2 separate regions of the Homo sapiens genome follow, and region 2 is linked to region 1. A link is an interaction called in ENCODE POLR2A ChIA-PET data of the cell type or tissue named here. Cell type or tissue: OCI-LY7. All regions are shown on one strand. Links, peaks and the distances in the headings refer to the core of each region. The heading gives the core; the rest is flanking DNA.

The links. Peaks named below come from ENCODE experiments on the same cell type or tissue, not always from the same donor. Only the 100,000 strongest peaks of a DNase experiment are listed, where the experiment ranks them.
Region 2: POLR2A ChIA-PET joins it to region 1 with 6 read pairs; 3 of 35 experiments call an interaction of 5 or more read pairs at or near these places.

Annotation. Positions count from the first base shown.
Region 1 is chr5:173,695,555-173,704,958 of GRCh38, reverse strand. It overlaps LINC01942 (long intergenic non-protein coding RNA 1942), which reads right to left. Exons shown (of 3, transcript NR_146727.1): 2 at 3,273-3,430. Among named protein-coding and RNA genes, the nearest start is that of LINC01942, 11 kb to the right of the region's middle. In OCI-LY7, for the core only: no CTCF peak of the experiment used is centred there; DNase peaks (open chromatin) are centred at 4,630, 4,818, 5,948 and 6,598; H3K4me3 peaks cover 2,986 bases; H3K27ac peaks cover 3,591 bases.
Region 2 is chr5:173,643,602-173,651,601 of GRCh38, reverse strand. The region is part of intron 2 of LINC01863 (long intergenic non-protein coding RNA 1863); the gene reads right to left. Among named protein-coding and RNA genes, the nearest start is that of LINC01863, 5.2 kb to the right of the region's middle. In OCI-LY7, for the core only: no CTCF peak of the experiment used is centred there; a DNase peak (open chromatin) is centred at 7,501; H3K4me3 peaks cover 1,207 bases; H3K27ac peaks cover 971 bases.

The DNA of each region.
Region 1 (9,404 bases), core at 1,284-9,283:
GGTTATCAGCCATTTGGTTCCAGAACAGTTTTGCTTTGCCATTTCATTGTCCTCAAAGGGAGGCTCCTGGGATGGGCAATGTTGATTTGGGTGAGGCTTCCTCTTCTTGCCCTGACACCTCCTTCCTCCAGCCTCCTTCATTGCCTCTACTTCACTTCTCATTCACTCATTCATTCATTCATTCATTTGTTCAACTGTTTACACTAACATATGCCATGCACTGTGAGAAAGCCCAGGAGACACAGTGTGGCAAAGCCCGACGTAGCGGTTGCCCTCGTGAAGCTGCTTACGGTCCCGTGGGGAAGGCCGATTTTAATCAAGTAATTCCAAATTCGATCTTTACAACTGCAATAAATGCACTGAAGAAAAAGTGAAGAAAACTGGGCCCAGGGTAGAAGGAGGGGGGTGATGCGTAGCCGGAGCAAGGGGCAATTTTAAGGCAGAAAAACAATTCTGTATGGTACCGTAATGATGGGTGTGGAGACAACGCATTTGCCAAAACCCGTAGAACTGTCTAACACAGAGAAGGAAGCCTAAAGTAAACTATGAACTGGAGCTAATAATAGTGTATCAATATGGGTTCACCCATTGTAACAAATGTACCACACCAATGCAAGAGGTTAGCAATGGGGCAGACAACTGGGATAGTGGGCGGAGGGGATATACTGAAAGTTTCTGTATTTTCTGCAAACCTAAAACTGCTCTAAAAAATAAGGTCTACTTTTTTAAAAAGTGAAGAGAGCTATGAGATGATATTAAGGAACTTATCTACACTTGCGGGTCTGCAGAGGTGCTACTCGAAACCAGACTTGGATTGACCTTCATCTGGCCATGGCTGCAGGGTCTGCCTGCAGGTCTCCTTTCCTCTGCAGGGTGTGGGGACCCACTGTTTCGTGAGTGCCTGTCACCTGCAGCTCATCACCGGGCACTGCCCACCTGTTCCATTTGTGATGTGGGGGTGATCTTCTGGGGGTATACTAGAACTAAGATAAGGAAGGCGAGGGGAAGCAAAAGGGTATAGCTCGGAACAACAGAGCCAGCATCAAAACATAATTTCATATTTTTGGAAGACAAAAAAAACCCTTTCATTTCATAATACAAATTGTGGGAAAGTTGGACAAAGTGTTCTTGGCTGGTAAATGTGCATGAAATACTTATCAGTGGGGCGGTATAGAAAGGTGGAGTCTTCCACAAGGAAGGCAGAGATGTCTGTGTTTAGCAAAAGGGACATGGGCTAGAAAAGTTTGGAAACACTGCACCATCTCACGTGAACTCACTGCCACATGGTGAGCAAGATAACAGAGTCTTCGCTTTCCAGAAGGGTCAACCAAGGCTCAAAAAGTTTATGTCACATGCTCATGTCACACAACTAATACATTGCAGGGGCAGAATTGGAACTCCAACTAGACACACAAATGTAATATCCATCACTGCTGACAGGGTCGTGTAGAGGGCTCTAGTGGACATTAGGGGCATTCTTTGGGGGACTTAAATTCATGGACAGAGTGTCAACTGGGGATTGGGTTCTGGGCTCGTCACCCTCTGCCTTGATAGCATGTGTGGGACAATGGCAGGGAGTCCCCCGTGGCAGACAGTCCTTCAGGAGAGAGAGGAACCTGTGATCTTGATGCAGTCTAGACGCTGGGGGCACCAGCCTAGGAAGTAGAGTAAAAGCCTCATTCGTCTGGACATCACTAACGCTGTGGGACACTGTTACCCTGAGCTGGGCTGAGCTGAAGTCCAGGCTGCTCCTAGGTGCTAAGAAAGGGCTATAGAGCAAGTGATAGAATAAGATGGGTGAGAGAACACCTAACCAATTTCAGCTAACTCTGCAAGTGTTTTGGATATTTGCATCTAAAAGAAAACTAGGTGTGATCAGACACAGCGGCTCCCGCCTGTAATCCCAGCACTTTGGGAGGCTGAGGTTGGAGGATGGCTTGAGGCCAGGAGTTCAGTGGGCATGATCACACCACTGCACTCTAGTCTTAGTGACAGAGCAAGCCCCTGTCTCAAAAGTCAATCAATCAATCAGTGTAGGAGCAAATAAAATCATGTAGTGGATGATTTCAAATGCATGTTCCCCTCTTTCTCCAAAAAGCAGATCCAAGGGGACTTCCACTAGGCTATGTGTCATGAGCAGTGTTAGGACATGAAAACAATAAGCATGACAACACAGTGGGACTTGGTGCAGTCCCATTGGGATCTTTGCCATGGTGGACATGTCCCCATCTGCACTGTCCAATAGAGTAGCCACTCTCCAGATGTGGCTACCGAATACCTGTGATGTGGCTACTGTGCAGAAGGAACTGTGCTTAATTTAACTTAATTATCTGCTGAAAGTAAATAGCCACAGGTCTAAACTGGCTACTGCTTCAGACAACACAGACTTAGATGGCTCCCTGAGGTGGTGTGACTTCTCTCCCTGTTTAATTCAAATTCTTCCTCTGAAGGCTGCAGCCTAGCAGCAGCTCACCTCCATGGGATGGCCCACCGTCCCAGAGGCTTGCATGCCTCCTGGATTGGCACAAAAGCCTGGGAGGGAGGCCCATGAGAATACCTGTGGCCCAGAGAAGAAAGGGACTTGCCCCAGGTCTCGCAGCTCTGAGGGGGCAGAATGGGACTCAGAGGTGAGGCCCCTGAGGCCCGTGTTTTCACCTATGCCCTTGTGCTCCAAGCTACCTGGCAGAAGAGGCATTTATTTCTCCAGGTCAGCAAGCAAGACTGGCTGGCTTAGGATGGCCCTTCTGGCTACTGAGAGCTATAAGAAATAAACATTTGCTACCAACAAACAAATATAAATACATACATATGTATATGCACGCGTGTGCGTGTGCGTGTGTGTGCGTGTGTGTGTGTGTATCAAGCACCAGGCCCTGGGGCCACCACACTGCAGAGAATAGTCAGGCTCCCTCCTGCCCCGTCTGGAGCTTCCAGCCCAGTGAGCACACCACAGGCACCCAGCTGCCTGAGCTGTGAGGATGGGGCTTTGGAGACAAGGGGACAAGCCAGGAGTCCTTGAGTCCCTAGTATCTGATTCCCAAAAGGCACTCTGCACTTAAAAAAAAAATGAGAAAAGAAGGAAGAAAATAAATGAGTTTCAACTGACAAATAGGCTTGGGAATCACTGAAAACAATATTTCTCCTCCAGGAGTCTGACAAATGCTCCTTAGCATCTTAAAGAAAGGGACAGGGAGGAGAGAGGCAGTCGGAGGAGTGGACAGAGGCCTGGATTTAGCCTGTGTCACTCCAAGTCCTTGCTCTGTCCCACTTACCAGCTGGGTGACTTTTGGGAGGAGCCTCTCCAAGAGTAAGTCTGTGCATCTGTGAAACAGGAATGACGTGAGTACTACGTCTTTTATACGCCAGGGTGTAGGTCTGCGCCCGGTCTTGGGTGATGCTCAGTGAATTACCAAGTCTCTTTTTCTTTCACCTGGTTGGGAAGTGGAGGGCAAGGAGGGGAGGGGAATAAAGGGAGGTTGAACAATGATTATCTCTCTGGCCAGCCTGGGCAGACCTTGACCATTAGGTAAGGAACGGGGACCTCTAATTAGCAGTCACCTGCCTCCTTGCAGAGCATGCAGTATCCTGGACAGCGGAACTGAGCAAAGCCCATGCACTCGGCCCCAAACCTCCCAGCTCTTCACCTGCCCAGGGTTCTATCCCAGCTTGGTGTCCTTGCCTGCAAGCACAGGGTAGCTTCACAGCGAGACCTGGCCTGCCCTGCAAGTCCACACAACAGGAGCCCACCATGGCCCAAGCCATGCCGGCCACACCAAGTCCTGCAGGAGAATGTGAGCGACCTCCCGGGACCATGAGGCAAGCCGTTAGGAACGAGCATTGACACACCCTCCAGTTTTCTGGCAGAGGCAAAATTAAAATGTAACACCACCTCCCCGAGGCCACCTCTTTGGATGGTAAATCAGGAAACCTGGGCTGAGTTCTAGTTTTACAAACTTTCTGGCTGTGGACACAGTCACCTCCTTTCACATCCTATGTCCTAGGTAAAAGACACTAGGAAAGCAAATTCACCTATCCAAGCTTCCATTTCCTCATCAGAAAAATGAAAGTGAAAGGCCGGGCGCGGTGGCTCACGCCTGTAATCCCAACACTTCGGGAGGCCGAGGCGGGCGGATCACGAGGTCAGGAGATCGAGACCATCCTGGCTAACACGGTGAAACCCCGTCTCTACTAAAAATACAAAAAAATTAGCCAGGCGTGGTGGCAGGTGCCTGTAGTCCCAGCTACTCGGGAGGCTGAAGCAGGAGAATGGCGTGAACCTGGGAGGCAGAGCTTGCAGTGAGCCAGGATCGCGCCACTGCACTCCAGCATGGGCGACAGAGCGAGACTCTGTCAAAAAAAAAAAAAAAAGATGAAAGTGAGGATACCTACCTCTCCTATTTGGGCAGTACTGGACTTACAGTAAGGATCGGCTAGGCTGGTGGTCTTCAAAGTGTGATCCCGGGACCAGCAGCACCAGCATCACTTGGGAACTTGTTAGAAATGCAAATTCCTGGGTCCCACCTCAGACCTGCTGAATCAGTAACTCTGGGGGTGGGACCCAGCAATTTATGCCTTAATGAGACCACCAGGGATTTCTGACACTTGCTGAAGCTTGCCAAGCACTGCATTAAGTGGTAGCTGTCTGGGGGTTGTTGATATTCTCAAAAACCCTGCAAGCTGAGTCTGACTATAGCAAGGCTTGTGGTCAGACAAACAAGGGAGAAGTCCTGTTATCTCCACTTTTCGCCAGTGGCCTCAGGCAAGCTGGTTGGTCTCTCTGAGGCTCAGCTTTCTCATCCTCCAAATGGGAGTAATACTTGACTGACAGATTGCCCTAAAGCACCTCAGCTTATGTAAAGCCCTGATCTGGGCGCCTGGAACATTAGAACTGCTTGCTAACTAGAAGTTACTATTATTGCTGTTGTGGTTATTGTTTTCTTCTTAAACCATCAGGTGCCAGAGGTTTTTGTTTCTTTTTTTTTTTTTTTTTTTTTTTGAGACAAGGTCTTGCTCTGTCACCCAGGCTGGAGTGCAGTGGAGCAATCTCGGCTCACTGCAAGCTCCGCCTTCCAGGTTCACGCCATTCTCCTGCCTCAGCCTCCCGAGTAGCTGGGACTACAGGCACCCGCCACTACGCCCCGCTAATTTTGTTTGTATTTTTAGTAGAGACGTGGTTTCACCGTGTTAGCCAGGATGGTCTCGACTCCTGACTTCGTGATCCGCCTGCCTCGGCCTCCCAAAGTACTGGGATTACAGGCATGAGCGACAGCGCCCAGCGCCAGAGATTTTTGTTTCTAAAAATGGTCAAGTTTCTCTGGCATAAATCTCCGCTCATACTGCCATCATACCCCAAAGAAAGTCCCCAAAAGGACTGGCAAGTAAATTGCCAAAGGGCCCTCTGCTACCCATCATATGGTGGGCTTTCCAAGTTTGAATAAGGCAGAGGATTTCAATTACCCAGGATTACAAAGGAGGGCCTCGGATGCACCATATGGCCCAGGCCTGGCCGCCCATCGTCCTGCATGATCGGAGACTCTCGTGTGAGATATTAACATAATATCCCTTCCAAAAGCGATTACAGAGTTGCAGGCAGCAGAATGTCATTTGGTGGCCGTGGCCCGCTCTCATCAGCAGCGATGACTAAACAAACTAATCAAATCAGCACAAATTTGCACACAAGCCCAGCCGCTGGGCCTGGATATCATTTCGGTGAAGGCATAATTCTGCCTAGGATGACTTGACTAATGGGCTCCCGGTGGGCAGCCAGGCCAGCCTGCAGGGCGAGGGCGGCAGCACCCACAGGCAGCCACAGCCAGGGGCCCGGAAGGTACAGAGGCTGTGGGAGCAAACAGCAAACAGAGGGGGAGGAGAGGCAGGGAAGACACCTGTGCATTCATCACTCCAGTCTCAGTATGGGTGTATGAGCACGCGCGCACGCGCGTGTGTGTGTGTGTGTGTGTGTGTGTGTGTGTGTGTGTGGCCGCCCCATGCACCTCCCCTAGCTTCCTGAGAACACTGGCTCCAGAGCTGCTTTGTTTCAAGCCTCAGTTCTGTATTTTACTGAGTGTCCTTGAGCAAGATACTAAACATCTCTGAGCTCAGTGTCCTCATTCATAAAAATGGGGATAGTGTTTGATCTTAATTATTGAGGCTGCTATGAGGATTCAATAAAATAATATAAATAAAGTCCATCACGCAGTGTCTAATGCAAGGAGTATTCAGTGAATGGCAATTGTTACAACTATTATTACTGTTCAACAGTCTTCACCATGGACCTTCCACGGGTCAGGCCCAGGTCCTGGGAATGTCAAATTAAGGAAGGCCCTGTACTTGCCTCAAGGTGTGCACAATAAAATGGGGTGATGGACCCATAACCAGATAGTCACGCTATCCTGTGGGAAGTGCTGTGGGAGTCGCAGGGGGCTGAGAGCAAAGCGGGGGTGCCTTCACCCTGGGGCCCCAGGAAATGGTACTAGAGAAAGTGAGGCTACAGGTGAGTTCTGGACACTGAGTGGAATTTCCATAGCAGCCTGGCCAGGAAGTGGGAGTCCCGTGAGAGGGCAGACAGGTGCCTGCTGTGAGGGATGGAAACTGGGGGCGTTTACCTTCCTGCTTACACGCCAGCAGGCCATCTGCCGAAAGACTGAGGGCTTCTCAAGTATGAGGCAAGATCAGAACTTGCAGCAATGTCTGAAGAGGCTGGGATAAAGAGGACACATTTCCAGGTGTGTAAATGACAGAGGGTGCAGAGGGAGGCATTGCAGGTCCTCAGGAAGAAAAAGGTAGTAGGGGAGGTGTCCGCTGGCAGCCTGGAGGACTGGCTTCCTGCACGTTTCGGGGCAAACCCCGCCCTGTCTCTACACTCCATTTGCAGAGTGGAGGGCCAGCAGGCTCAATGCCTCCCACCTGCACTGACTTTCCTTCTATTCCACAACATTGCCACAGCCTAGGAAGCCTGCAGCATTCATGACTTAATACTTGTCTCCCAAACAGCAACCTCTTAAAACCTAAATCACTAACCTAAAGGAGGTCTTTATAATGTTACTGTCATTAATGAGCTGGGACCATTTGCCACTGATAGAAGGTAACAGTAGAAGTAAAATGAAAACTGAATGAGGAAGGTTACAGGCTTTAGTTAGAGGCTGGTCCTTCCTAAACACTTGGAGGGTGGGTGAAAGGAGACTGGCAAGTGTTAGGGGACGTGTTAAAGAAACGCCAGCACCCAGGTGAGACCCTTCTCCCTGCGTGATCACAGGCTTGAAGGAGAACTGAAGAGGGACTGCAATCCTCACTGCTTAACATGTTATTTAGAACCAGGCTTATGCACCATCTCCCTGTCCTCGCAGACCCCAAGTAATCACCCCCATCTATTGCCCCCCCTACACACACACTTTGGGAAATGCTGGTCCCAATAATCTGGATAAGCTATAAGCCCTTCGATGCTGTGAATTCAACACTTCGGAATAGGTAGGAGTGACTGGATGTGAACCACCAGGTCACTGCACCTGTCCTCCTCTCTGAGCCCCTCCCTAGTCCTACCCAATGAATGCAGACCTGGTGCCACTCCTAGGAGGTGCTGAGCCCAGCCATGGGGCCCTGGTATGGTTCCATAGATGGCAGTGCTCAGTGTGGTCTCCTCAGATTCTTGCCTGGAGGCATCTCAGGAAGGCCATCCCGCGACCCTCTCATGGTCCTACATCAGGGATATCTGTTTCCATGGCCTCCCTTCACCCACCAGCCCAGCTCAACCCCTACCTGCAACTCTAGCCCTGTGACTTCCTTCACCCCTCACTCCCAAAATGGAGGCGAAGCTCACCAAAGGCCAAGGCTGCCCTGACTACCCAGCTCCAACTGGTTGCCTCATCCGACTCCCCAGCTGCCTCCCTTTTCTCCAAAGACCTGGCTTCAAATTCTACCTCTGCTACTTGCCTGCTGGGATCTTGGACCACTTGCTTCACCTCTCTGAAACTCAGTCTCCTCATCTGCATCTTTGTCTCATCAGCTACAATGTAACTGATCTCATGAGTTTTTATTTTTTGAGAATCAAGTGAAATGATATAGGCAAACTCACTGAAATGCTGCTCAAGGGACTGAACAAATGAATGAGTGAATAATTGAATGAATGAATGAACCTAGGAGGCTTCTAATAGATGAAGAACTGGATGCAAAGTCTAGAGACCAGGGTTCAAGCCCCAGTCCAGAACTTTTCCTTCCTGAGCTTTAGTTTCCCTAACTGCCAGCAAAAAGATTAAATTTAGATGACCACAGAGATTGTTTCCAACTTTAAATGCTAAACTATGATTCAGGGTGTGAGACCAGCAAGCATACTTTTGCGAGCCCTTGCACAAAACCCAAAGCACAGGCTACACCTATAATTTCTCCAAAGCTGGGAGGCATAGGCAGGAAGGTGGCTGGCTGAAGAGTCAAGGCCAGATGAAAAAGCAGTCTCCCTTTTGCAGCAGAGTTGGCAAATGTTTAATAGCACAGGTAAAAATCACAGCCCTGCCATTTCCTAGCTGTGCAATTATCTGAAGAAAGTAATGTGAGTTGCGGGCCTCAGTTTTCCTCATCAGGATAATGGGCATAATTTTACCGTCCTCCCTGGCATGTTATGAGGATGGAAAGACAGTGTTGACTCTTACCACTTGCTCATTCTTGCTTCCTACATGTAGCAAACTCTCAACAAATGGTAATATGCTTACTTTTAACATTTTAAATGACCGTTATCCTGTTATAAGCAACAACCTTCACATTGAATACAACGGTCTAAAACTAAAGGCAGGAAGGGCCCTTTAGTGATGGCAAAGGAGTTTGGAGTTGCTCTGTTCTTCCACATCCTCCCCCCCACCACACACCTGGTCACCTGACGCAGCCAAACCTGCATAGGCCCAGAGGGATGGCAGAGGCGACCCTGCTGAGAGAGGAGCCCGGTCTTAGGGATGGACAGTGGCCCCATCCAGCTCCTGCCCCTTCTCAGTCCAGCTGAGCACACTCTGCCCTGGGGCCCTGGAGGCTGGTGTGGAGACCCCCAGCCCTCACCCTTCACACACTCACATCCCTGACACCTCTCAGGCCCACGTCACAACCTCAATAGACAGAAATTGAACATGCGCAGGCAGATGTGTGTGTTGGTGAGCACACAGCGGGCTGAGAGGTTACCAATATCAGAGGGAAGATGAGACCCTGAGTCTGAATCCTGCTGCCACCAACTCTGCAACCAGTGCAAATGACTCCACCCCTCCGGGCCTCAGTTTCCTCCTCTGTAAATGAGGAATTGTTGTAAGAATGAAGTTAAAAACCATTCAGGGAGCCCAATTAGCACAGAGTCCAGGTCACAGTTCACACTCCATCGATCCCGTCTTTTTAAAAACATTTTTAAGGGATCGCAGGTATATTTCCCTTCC
Region 2 (8,000 bases), core at 1-8,000, 52 kb after region 1:
AAATTAAATAACTTGTTCCTGAATGATCATTGGGTCAGCAATGAAATCAAGATGGATATTTAAAAATTCTTTGAACTGAAAAATAATAGTAAGCCTATCAAAACCTCTGGGATACAGTAAAAGCAGTGCTAAGAAGAAAGTTCATAGCATTAAATGCCTACATCAGAAAGTCCAAAAGAGCATAAATAGGCAATCTAAAATCACAACCCAAGAAGCTAGAGAAACAATCAAACCCAAATCCAGCAGAAGAAAATAAATAATCAAGATCAGAGCAGAATTAAATAAAATTGAAACCAAAAAATACAAAAGATAAATGGAACAAAAAGCGTGTTCTTTGAAAAGATAAATAAAATTGATAAACCATGAGATTAACCAAGTAAAGAAGATAGAAGATCCAAATAAGCTCAATTAGAAATGAAACGGGAGATATTACAACTGATACCACAGAAATACAAAAGATCATCCAAGGCTACTATGAACACCTTCAGTTGCATAAACTAGAAAACCTAGAAGAGATGGATAAATTCCTGGAAATATACCACCCTCATAGATTAAACCAGGAAGACATAGAAACTCTGAACAGACCAATAACAAGGAGCAAAATTGAAAAGGTAATTAAAAAGTTACCAACAAAAAAAAATCCAGGACCAGACAGATTCACAGCTGAATTATATCAGACATTCAAAGAAGAATTGGTACCCATCCTATTGACGCTATTCCAAAAGATAGAGAGACAGGAAACCCTTTCTAAGTTATTCTATGAAGCCAGTATCACCAAAAACAGGAAAGGACATAACAAACAAACAAACAAACTACAGACCAATATCCCTGATGAACACAGATGCAAAAATCCACGAAATACTAGCTAATTAAATCCAACAGCATATCAAAAAGATAATCCACCATGATCAAGTGGATTTCATACCACGGATGCAGAGATGATTTAGCATACACAAGTCAATAAATGTGACACACCACAAAAACAGAATTAAAAACAAAATTCACATGATCATCTCAATAGATGCAGAATAAGCATTTGACAAAATCCAGCATTCCATTTATACATCCAGCAAAGGACTAATATCCAGAATCTATAAAGAACTCAAAGAAATCAACAAGTAAAAAAAAACAAGCAATCTTGTCAAAAAAGTGGAATAAGGACACAGACAATTCTCAAAAGAAGATCTACAAATGGCTAACAAGTATATGGAAAAATGCTCAACATCACTAATTATCAGGGAAATGCAAATCAAAACCACCATGAGGTACCAGCTTACTCCTGCAAGAATGGCATAATCAAAAAATAATACATGTTGGCTTGGACATGGTGAAAGGGGAACACTTGTACACCGTTGGTAGGAATGTAAACTAGTACAACTACTATGGAAAATAGTGTGGAGATTCCTTAAAGAACTAAAAGTAGATCCACTGTTTAATCCAACAATCCCACTACTAGGTATCTACCCAGAGGAAAACAAGTCATTATATGAAAAAGATACTTGCACACACATGTTTATGGCAGCACAATTTGTAATTGTAAGAATATGGAACAAGCCCAAATGCCCGTGAGTCAACAAATGGATAAAGAAAATGTTATATATATATATAAAAAATGAAATACTACTCAGCTATAAAAAGGAATGAAATAATTGGAGACCATTATTCTTTCTTTTTTTTCTGTTTTTTTGAGACAGAGTCTTGCTCTATTGCCCAGGCTGGAGTACAGTGTTTCTACCTTGGCTAACTGCAACCTCCACCTCCCAGGTTCAAGCGATTCTCCTGCCTCAGCCTCCCGAGTGAGACCATTATTCTAAGTGAAGTAACTCAGGAATGTAAGTAACTCAGGTATGGAAGTAACTAAGTGAAGTAACCCAGGAATGGAAGTAACTCAGGAATGAAGTAATTCAGGAATGGAAAACCAAATATCATATGTTCTCACTCATTAGTGGGAGCTAAGCTATGAAGATACAAAGGCATAAGAACCATACAATGGACTTTGGGGACTCCGGGGAAAGGGTGGGAGGGGGCAACGGATAAAAGACTATGCATTGGGTACAGTGTACACTGCTCGGGTGATGGGTGCACCAAAATCTCAGAAATCACCACTAAAGAACTTATTCATGTACAAAAACATTAATTAATTTTTTTAATGTAAAAAAAAAACAGAGATATGGAAACCTTTCCAGTAGCCCCATCAGACTCCTCTCATGTCTCATTGCCCAGATTTGGGCCACATGCTGAAACTGAGACCAGTCACTGGTTCATGAAAGAGGATTAGCCTGATTGGCCTAGACCATCCGTGGGTCCATATGTGGTCCTATTTTGCACATGATAAGCATGCAGTTTTATCATATGGAATTTACCAGGTAATTTTGACAGCACCTATACCCTGTTCAACAGAGGAATCCACTGTTCACATGTTTGGATGCCATAGCAAAGTCAAATAGCTATAAAAGTTTCTAAACACTCTCCGTTTCTATACTTATTACACAGCAGTAGTAAATAAATAGTTCGCTGCAGAACAGCACTGCTCAATGGACCACACTTTGAGTAACACTGGCTTAGACTGCTCAGAATCACCTCCTACACCTAGGATGGAGTCAGCTCCCTGACACATGTGAAGCTAGGGTGGAGAACTTAGAAAATCAGGGATATGTTGTCAAGGCACAAAGGCAGAAAGGAAGCTGGGTAGGCAACTTGTAGTTCATTACACTGCACTTCAACAACCAGCTGAGAGCGGGTCACCATTCATACACAACTTTGAACACAACTCCACACACTGAGACGGTGTCCTCACTGCATACAGCCGCCTTGTCCTTCTCTAAGGCAGAATGAGATAATACTCCTATTCCTGACTAGAAGCAAAGAATCTGGCCACAGGTGGTAGGGAGGGAAAAGATTATTTGGAGTATCTGGCCTGGGTTAGTTAGGCTAGGCTAGGCTGCCATAACAAACAACTCCAAATTCCCAGCAGTTTACGACAATAATGGATAATTTCTCACCCATGCTACATGGCCACTGTGAGGTGGCTGTGGCTCTGCCCCACATCTGCCTTATCTGGGGACCCAGGAGGATGGGGCAGCCTTTATCTGGAACGGTGCTAATTTTGTGGCGAAGGGGAAAAGAATATAGGAAGCCACAAGATGATTCCTTAAGCTTTTCCTAGAAGTATCAATCTTCACTTCCCTCACATTGCATTAGCCATAACAAGTCACATGGCAAAGCCTGAAGTTAATGGGACAGAGAAGTAGAATCTTCCCTAACGAGGACCATGGACATTTTTGAACAAGATCACAATCTCTCATGGCCCCTTCCTGAGCCCAGGTGCCACATCCATGGAGAATGGTTTTTTTCCCTACATCATCTAGATTGGAAAGTCTTTCCTGGTTGAAGACACCATCGATGTTTTGTTGTGACTCTCCTCACAGAATAAATACTCCGAGGTGGCTTTTCCCAGCGAAATAAATACAGAGGTGCAAAGTGTTGGGGGTGGGGGGTGCTGTGTACCTACTATGTTCTAGATACTCTGCTAGATTCCTTCCACATGGTTTATAAACATTCTTACAGTCACCCTCTGAAAGCAGGCATAACTTTACAGCAGAGGAAACAGGCTCAGGAATAGTGCATAACTTGTCCTATCTGTTAAAGCTAGAAAAAACCATGGAAATAGTGATTGTTTATACTATCATCAGTATTATTAAAATGACTGCCTTTTATCAAGAATTACTCCATACCCTGTAGTGTTATTTACTTCACTTGGATAATCTCATTTGAATTTTACAACAATCTTATGGCAGAATTGCTATTATTTTTATTATTCTATCGGTGAGGAAATTGAGGCTTAGAAAGAAAAAGAAAGTTGCGCCCAACTTGTGAAAAAGGGGCAGAGTTCAGAGCAGAACCCAGATGCGCCCAGGGTCATTCTCTAACCCCCAGAACACAGCATTTCTCAATGAGTAAAGAACTCACGAGGGCATCAAAGCTTTCCCTGGACCATATAGGAAGGAATGGGGAAAAGCCTCCCCTGCAAGCCAGAGAGGAGAGGAAAAGGAATGCCTGGTGGGGATATGAGTGCAAGGACAGGCATTGGGCCATTTGCATTCCACATCCTTCTAAAGAAGACCCCTCTGCGGCCAGGTGTGGTGGCTCACGCCTGTAATCCCAGCACTTTGGGAGGCCGAGGCGGGTGGATCATGAGGTCAGGAGTTCGAGACCAGTCTAGCCAACTTAGTGAAACCCCATCTCTACTGAAAATACAAAAAATACCAGACATGGTAGCAGGCGCCTGTAATCCCAGCTACTCGGGGGGCTGAGGCAAGAGAATCTCTTGAACCTGGGAGGCGGAGGTTGCAGTGAGCCAAGATCGTGCCATTTTTACTCCAGCCTGGGCGACAATGCGAGACTCCGTCTCAAAAAAAAGACCCATCTGCGTCTTCTTCAATGTGTTGTTTTTGTTTCGTAATATCGTGGCCATAGGATGCCCCAGCTGAGGTGGACATACGTTGTTTTCCTGCCTAGAGTTCCCTCTTTTAAAAACAGCACCTCCCTTTTCCTTTGGGGAACAGCCTCTTCCACCTGGGTCTGTGTGGGCCGCATGGTCATCGTGGAGCAGACATCTCCACTTTGAGCAGCGTCACTTGTGATTCATCTTAGCTATGGAAATGCCAGCCAAGGAGACACCCATTGCCCTGGGGGAAGATAGGATTTATTTGAGAGCCATTGTCTGTCCCTCTTCAAATTCTTTGACACACAGAGGTCAGAAGTCACCAAGGAGGAGGGGGGCAAATTTGCCCGGAAGCCGTGGTGGTCATGGATCATGTGTTTGGGCTGCTCATTTTGGGGGGAACCCTCTACCACAGAAGCCTGCATGGTGGGTAAAGACTTCTACTACAAAAGCTGACATTCACTTCCCAGCCTCCTTCGTGGCTAGGAGCTGGCACGTGGACTAGGGCTTCTCCAATCAGACACGCCCCTCTCAGGACATCAGCATGGGCACTAGTGACGCGAGAAGCAGGGTCTTCATGGAATCCATTCTGGCAAGGAGCTGTTCCTCCACTGGGCAGAGACACAACCCCCTGCGTCACCAATAACACCCGACAGCTACTGCTTGATAAATATTTCGTGGGTGAATTAACCAATAATACTAGTAGCAGCCCTGGTATTATTGGTGATGCAGGGTGTAGCGTCTCTGCCCAGTGGAGGAACAGCTGTGTCCTCACAGGACTGGCTCTGAGGTGTGGTTTGGGAACTTGTTCTGCCTGGGTGACTCCATGCCTGGGTCTCTGGCCCGCCCAAAGACTCCGGGAGCTACTCGATAAACAGGCCTTTAAGAAATACTTTTCTGCTTCACCTGGCCAGGTTTGGCTCCTGTCATGTGTGTAAGGATCCTGGCTGAGGATAGAGAAGGCAAAGCGGGTCACGAGCAAAAGGATCTGAGAGGATGGGGCCCTCCAGAGCTCACGTCACCTCTCTCTGGCTGCAGCCTGAGCCCTGGAGAATGATGGTTCTTGCATAATGTTAAGGGAGGAAGGGCTGAGGCCAGAAGAGAGATGCTGACCATGCTGCTCAATTAGGCAATGGGGCTTCAAGGCACAGGTTAAAAACACAAGTGACCTCTTTTGGGCACCAAGCTGGAGAAAAAGTTATACCAGTTACCCTTCATCACTTCAATAATACCTCTTCAGAGGTGAAATTCAAGCACTTGTGGTTAGTTGAAGGAGGGGGAAGATGTGAAAATTAGGGACAATGGAGCGCCCCCCGCCACCCTCGAACTGAGAAAAGGGCAAATTGATCGTCAACTCCACCCACAGGTCCTGGAGCTAAGTGATTGTCTCAAGTATGAGCCAGACATATGAGGAAACTGGACAAGGGCCCTTCACGAAGGGCAGGGCACCATAGTCCTGGGTGCAGAGAGCCCCCAGGGCCCCCAGCGACAGCCCCTTCTGTGTCAGCACATGCCACAGAGTCAGGCTTCCAGAAAGCCTTGAGCTTTACAAACACAGGGTCTGGGGAATTCCAGACATTCTGAGTGGCCACATGGTCAGCACACCCCGTGTTCCAGCTAGGAAAGCCCTCCAAAGGCTCTCCTGGAATTTGAATTATTTGCCTGTAGGTTGTTTAGAGATTTTCCGTGGAGAATTGGGGTTTTAATTCAGAGATGCCGAGCATACACATTTAAAGTGCCAATAAGCAAAAAGCTAGTTATTGATATGTCAAGAAAAAGTCAGGCAACCCACACAGAAATCTTCAGCTCTAAATTTACAACTGCAGCCAACTTCTGAACTTCGAGTCCTCCTACAAAGCCGAGGTCGGTGGGCCCCCACGCTAGAGAAATGAGCCTGTTTTTTCTGATGCAAGTGTTCTAAAATGGATGGTTCTGATGTTTGCACAACTCTGTGAATAGACTGAAAAGCATTTGCATGTACACCTTAAAAGGGTGAATTGTATGGTATGTGAATGATATCTTAATAAAGCTGTGACCGCATTACATACAAGGGGCACAGAGAGTGTAGAGTAGGGTTTGAATCTCAAACCTCCCACGCACTGGCTGCGGGACCTGGAGCAGGTCACTAACCCTAGATGAGCTTTGCTTCCTCAATCTCTAAAGTGATGATCAAATCATAGTTATGTCTTGGAATCAACATACAGGGGAAATGAGAGCTGTCTGTGACATTGCCTGGCCCATGGAACGCACTCTATGAATGTGTGCCTTACCAAGTCCCTGTTATTGCCAGACATAGGGGACACAGAGATAAATCAGGCTGCACTCCTGCCTTCAAAGAGGAAGCAGCTGTTTGGAAGACAAGTTTGGGAGACAAGCAGTGACATTTTAGGGTCATCAGTGCTGTGATTCAAGGACAAAATCCATGCAGTGGAACCAGAAAATGGAGGGGAGGAGGGCTGGAGGGCTCAGGGAGGACAATGCCACTCCTTGGACCCAGCTTCCCTGACCACCGAGTCTCCACAACCCCATTACTGCCTGTCTATTGCCCTCCTTTGTTTCTCCCCGGCATCACCTGAATGTGTTCTCATTCATTTACTTGGGCGCTCCCTTGATGCCTGTGTCACTCCCACCTAGACTGGCAGCCCCATGAGAGCAGGGACCTTGTCATTCTTGGCCACTGCTGTGTCCCTGGTGGCCAGAATGGTGTCCTGTGCTTAGTAGACACTTGGTATTTGCTGGAGGAAATACAGCATTAAGATGAGGCTTGGAGGGTACCTGGGAACTAGCCAAGTGAAGAAGCCAGAAAGGGCATTGCAGGCTGAGAGCACAGCAGCCAAGCTACCATTGCTGGAGACTGCACAGACTAAGGAGGGGGACAGGAGGGGGATGGCAGGGGATGGAGATGGAGACACAGGGAAGGGCAGCCCCAAGATGAAGCTTGGCTCTCACTCCAGGGCTCTCACCACTACAGAGTTCCCCTTCTCTGTTGGCTCCAGTCTATGAAAAACCCCCACAGATCCTGGTAGGCGTGCTGAGTGCAGCTGGTGCATTTCTATAGCAACCGTCACCATGGCACCAGAGGCCTGGATCCAACTTCCGGCTCTGCTGAAGCCCTGAGCTCCTGTTACCTGCACCCCCTACCCTGAGCATCCTTTATCCCACAAGGTAGAAAGATGTGGCTGGGGTCCTGCCAGGAGAGCTGTGGCCAGGATGCAGGGCACAGGGTCACAGGATTAAACATCACATGTGTTAGGACAGACAAAGTTGCCAAAGGTGGACACAGACTGAATGCTCACTGGTGATTCCAATTTGCATTGCTTTTCTCAGATGGGGGTAGGGGGTTGGATTTGAATATGCAGCGAGGCGTGGAGCAGACTGGCCTCCATGTGGGCTGGCAGGGAGTGGTGGGGGGCTCTGGGTAGGAGGCCTAGGATGTAACCCCAGCCCCAGAGGCCCCCAGACCTGTGGCTTCTCTGAGCTTCACTCTCCCAGTCTATAAAATGGAAAGGGTAAACACTGATACTATCAGCCCGTTTCAGATATCAGAGAAATAAGC